2 separate regions of the Homo sapiens genome follow, and region 2 is linked to region 1. Evidence: chromatin loops called from intact Hi-C (ENCODE). Cell type or tissue: heart left ventricle. All regions are shown on one strand.

Region 1 (2,500 bases):
TGGGACTTTAGATGCCTGCCACCACACCCAGCTAATTTTGTGTTTTTTAAGTAGAGACGGGGTTTCACCATGTTGGCCAGACTGGTCTTGAACTCCTGAACTCAGGTAATCCACCCGCCTCAGTCTCAAAGTGCTGGGATTACAGGTGTGATCCACCACGCCCAGCCGGGATCAGTTTCATTCTACATCTTCCTGTGTCATTTGAATCATTTACAAGGAGAGTGTATTTGTGTCTTAAAGAAAAAAATGTGGTCACATGTAGGCAGTAGCTAAAGCTGTAGCAGTTGGTAGATTATTGTGGTGGGTGGGGGGCACCATGTAGATCGGGGTCCCCTGCTACTGATCAGAGAAGAAGGTTTGTTGTTGTTGGGGTTTTTTGTTTTTTGGAGATGGAGTTTTGCTCTTTTGCCCAGGCTGGAGTGAAGTGATGCGATCTCGGCTCACTGCAACCTCCGCCCCCCAGGTTCAAGTGATTCTCCTGCCTCAGCCTCTCGAGTAGCTGGGATTACAGGTGCCCGCCACCATGCCAGGCCAATTTTTGTATTTTTAGTAGAGACGAGGTTTCACCATGTTGACCAGGCTGTTCTTGAACTCCTGACATCAGGTGATCTGCTCACCTCAGCCTCCCAAAGTGCTGGGATTCCAGGCATGAGCCACTGTGCCCCGTGTAATTTTTTTCTCAGAGGCAGTGTCTCCCTATTGCCCAGGCTGGATTGCAGTGGTGGGATCATGCCTCACTGCAGCCTAGAATTCTCTTTTTTTTTTTTTTTTTTTTAGAGATGGGGTCTTGCTATGTTGTCCAGGCTGGTCTTCAACTCCTGACCTCAAGTGATCCTCCTGCCCTGGCCTCCCAAAGAGCTGGGATTACAGGCACAAACCACCATGCCCAACCAGGGTGATGAGTTTTAGATAAAGCAGTCAGGAAAGGCTTCTCTGAGGAGGTGAGGGAGCCAGCTCTGTAACTTTCCTGGGGCAAGAGGTCGTGGGAAATACCCACACCCACATCATTCGAGGTGGAGCCCTCCCTCCCGCTCCCCCGGGTACCACATTTTGGGTTCCTTCCTCAGTTACGCACATGGCGTGGCAAGCTGAATTGTAGTTGCTGGCATCCCCACTCCACCCCCTTGCCGGGCCCCGTTTGGCCATGCCTCTTGTCCAGTGTCTGACACAGAGTCTGGCACCTAGTAGGTCCTCAGGAATTGGGGTCCCTCCTGATGAGATTGAGCAGGAAAAGCCAGTCCCCACCTCCACAGGCAGGGCAGGACCCGCGTCCTCGCAGGCGGAGGGGAGAATGCGTCATCTGGGCGCCCTTTTTATCCCCACCGGCTGCAGGACCACGCCACCAGCTGCAGCCACCCTGCACCGTGTCCTTAGGCCCTTGTCATGCTTTGAACTTGAAACTTGCAGTAAATTCCTTTGTGGCTCTTGTCTGGGTGGGAATCACTGTCTGGGGAATAAATCAACTGCATGTAGGAGGTTTATTTTAATTTTTTTTTGAGACAGAGTCTTGCTCTGTCGCCCAGGCTGGAATGCAGTGATGCGATTTCAGCTCACTGAAACCTCCGTCTCCTGGGCTTAAGCGATTCTCCTGCCTCAGCCTCCCAAGTAGCTTGGATCACAGGCACCTGCCACCACGCCCAGCTAATTATGGTATTTTTAGTAGAGATGGGGTTTCACCATGTTGGCCAGGCTGGTCTCAAACTCCTGACCTCAGGTGATCCACCCACCTCGGCCTCCCAAAGTGCTGGGATTACAGGCATGAGCCACCTTGCCCAGCCTATTTTAATTCTTTTGGAGATGAGGTCTCGCTCTGTCGCCCAGGCTGGAGTGCAGTGATGAGATCATGGCTCACTGCAGCCTCCACTCCCTGGGCTCAAGCAATCCTCCTGCCTCAGCCTCCCGAGTAGCTGGGACTACAGGAGCGAGCCACCATGGCTGGCTAATTTTTGTATTTTTTTGTAGAGACAGGGTCTCACTGTGTTACCCAGGCTGGTCTCAAACTCCTGGCCTCAAGCAATCCTCCTGTCTCAGCCTCCCAAAGTGCTGGGATTACAGGCATGAGCCATGGTGCCCAGCCTCATGTGAGGTTTAAGTCTGTGTTGCTGGGCCCAGCTGGAAGTCACTAGTGGCTCTTTGCCTTCGCGGGGGTTTGCTGGGGAACTCAGAGGGCAGTGAGGCCCAGGCTGTGCCCACAGGGAGCTCCCAAACAGCTTGCCTTTGGCCTGCGAGGATATGGACCGAGGAAGCTCCTGTTAACCAGGTTTCAAAAACTCCATCGTATATACATTGGCTCCCCTGGGAGGAGACGTAGGACATGGAGAATGTCAGCGCTGGAAAGGACCTTAGCTATTTCTGACCTAGTCCTTTGTTATGTCATGGAGAAACTGAGGCACACATCTGGGAAGGCCAGACTTGGCTCGCCCTGGCCAAGCCAGTATGTCACTGATGACTCCCTGGAGGGATAGGGAATTTCCCATGGTTTCTCAACTGCAGGAAGCTG
Region 2 (2,500 bases), 56 kb after region 1:
CGGGTAGATCACCTGAGGTCAGGAGTTTCAGACCAGCCTGGCCAACATGATGAAATCCCGTCTCTACTAAAAATACAAAAAAATTAGCTGAGCGTGGTAGCGTGCACCTGTAGTCCCAGCTACTCAGGAGGTTGAGGCAGGAGAGTCACTTGAACCCGGGAGGTAGAGGTTGCAATAAGTCGAGATTGTGCCATGGCACTCCAGCCTGGCAGCGGAGTGAGACTCTATCACACACACACACACAAAAACAATTAGCCAGGCATGGTGGTGGGCACCTGTAATCTCAGCTACTTGGGAGGTTGAGGCAGGAGAATTGCTGCAACCTGGGAGGCGGAGGTTGCAGTGAGCTGAGAACATGCCATTGCACTCCTGGGCCGACAATAGCAAGACTCCGTCTCAAAAAAAAAAAAAAATTTGGCCGGGCACCGCGGCTCACATCTGTATCCCAGCACTTTTGAAGCCAAGTTGGGTGGATTGTTTGAGGTCAGGAGTTCGAGATCAGTCTGGCCAACATGGTGAACCCCATCTCTACTAAATATACAGAAATTAGCCAGGTGTGGTGGCACATGCCTGTAGTCCCAGCTACTTGGGAGGTTGAGGCAGAAGAATTGCTTGAACCCAGGAAGCGGAGGTTGTAGTGAGCCAAGATCGTACCACTGCACTCTAGCCTGGGTGACAGAGTGAGACTTTGTCTCCAAAAAAAAAAAACCGCCAGGTATGATGGTGCACTCCTGTAGTCCCAGCTACTCAGGAGGCTGAGGCAGGAGGATTGCTTGAGCTCAGGAGTTGGAGGCTGCAATGAGCTATAATTGTGCCACTGTACTCCAGTCTGGGTGACAGAGCCAGACCCAATCTCTAAAAAAACCGTCAAAACTATGCAGTGGGGTATGTCACCTTCATCCCCTGGGAGAATCAGCGCCCTGCCCAGGTCTTTGCCCTTGGGTGGGACAGAAGCTCACGTGTTCCCAATCCTCTTCCTCCCTTCCCTGCCGGCTGACCCCAGCGCTGGAGAGCAAGTGTAAGTCAGGCGAGAAGAAGGTGGACGCCCTCCTGAAGGAGAAGCGGCGCCTGGAGGCAGAGCTGGAGACCGTGTCCCGGAAGACCCATGACGCCTCGGGCCAGCTAGTCCTCATCAGCCAGGAGCTGCTGCGGAAGGAGCGGTGAGGCGGCCGTGGGGCCGGCTGGGTCCTCCCTGTGGCCCTGGCCCTTGCTCCTCTTCTTGACATTAGCTCATGTTATCTTGGGGCAGAGAGGGGGATAGAGCTGGTGGGCCAGGTGGCCGATCTCGAGCGATCACCCTGCTCTCCTCTAAGCTCCGATAAAGTCTCCAAAGCCTCTACACTGTTTTCCAAGCAGAGCTTATAGAAAAGAGTAGGGCCAGGCACAGTGGCTCATGCCTGTAATCCCAGCACTTTGGGAGGCTGAGGCAGGAGGATTGAGCCCAGGAGTTCAAGACCAGCCTGGGCAACATAGTGAGACCCCTATCTCTAAAAAAAAAAAAAAAAAAAAAAAAATTAGGCTGGGTGCAGTGGCTCACACCTGTAATCCCAGCACCTTGGGAGGCCGAGGCAGCCGGATCACCTGAGGTCAGGGGTTCAAGACTATCCTGGCCAAAATGGTGAAACCCTGTTTCTACTAAAAATACAGAAATTAGCTGGGTGTAGTGGTGTGTGCCTGTAGTCCCAGCTACTCAGGAGGCTGGGGCATGAGAATTCCTTGAACCCGAGAGGAGGAGGCTGCAGTGAGCTGAGATCATGCCACTGCACTCCAACCTGGGTGACCAGAGCAAGACTCCATCTCAAAAAAATAATAATAATAAAGTTTTTTTTTTTTCTTTTAATTAGCCAAGCCTGGTGGTATGCACCAGTAGTCCTAGCTACTTGGGAGGCTGAGGCAGGATGATCTCTTGAGCCCAGGAGTTCGAGGCTGCAGTCAGCTATGGCATACCACTGCACTCCAGCCGGGGCAATAGAGCAAAACCCTGTCTCTTTAAAAAAAAAAAAGAAAGAAAGAAAGAAAGAAAAGAGAGAGAGAGAGAAAGAAAGAAAGAAAAAGAAAGAAAGAAGAAAGAAAGAAAGAAAGAAAGAAAGAAAGAAAGAAAGAAAGAAAGAAAGAAAGAAAGAAAGGATTAATGCCTCCCCAAAATGTTTGGTCTCAGGGACCCCTTTAAACTCCTAAAAATTATTGAGGATCCCCAAAGAGCTTTTGTTTGTTTATTCTATATTTACCATATTAGAATTAAGACTGAAAAAGTGTAAGATACGAATCCATCTTAAAATAAGAAGCCAGGCCAGGCGTGGTGGCTCACACTTGTAATCCCAGCACTTTAGAAGGCTGAGGCAGGAGGATCACTTGAGCCAAGGACTTTGAGACCAGCCTGGGCAACATGGCAAAACCCCTCTCTACCAAAAACACAAAATTTAGCTGGGCATAGTAGCATACATCTGTAATCCCAGCTACTCAGGAGGCTGAGGTGGGAGGATCACCTTAGGTGGCAAGT

Evidence for each region. Hi-C counts contacts between places; a loop is a spot of excess contacts. Peaks named below come from ENCODE experiments on the same cell type or tissue, not always from the same donor. Only the 100,000 strongest peaks of a DNase experiment are listed, where the experiment ranks them.
Region 2: a loop joins it to region 1, with 3.0 times the contacts of the local background. A loop is called at or near these places in 5 of 110 quality-filtered maps.

What each region holds. Positions count from the first base shown.
Region 1 is chr7:74,331,706-74,334,205 of GRCh38, forward strand. The region is part of intron 2 of CLIP2 (CAP-Gly domain containing linker protein 2); the gene reads left to right. Among named protein-coding and RNA genes, the nearest start is that of CLIP2, 44 kb to the left of the region's middle. In heart left ventricle, no CTCF peak of the experiment used is centred here; a DNase peak (open chromatin) is centred at 1,169.
Region 2 is chr7:74,388,100-74,390,599 of GRCh38, forward strand. It overlaps CLIP2 (CAP-Gly domain containing linker protein 2), which reads left to right. Exons shown (of 17, transcript NM_003388.5): 13 at 1,004-1,160. Among named protein-coding and RNA genes, the nearest start is that of GTF2IRD1, 65 kb to the right of the region's middle. In heart left ventricle, no CTCF peak of the experiment used is centred here; a DNase peak (open chromatin) is centred at 992.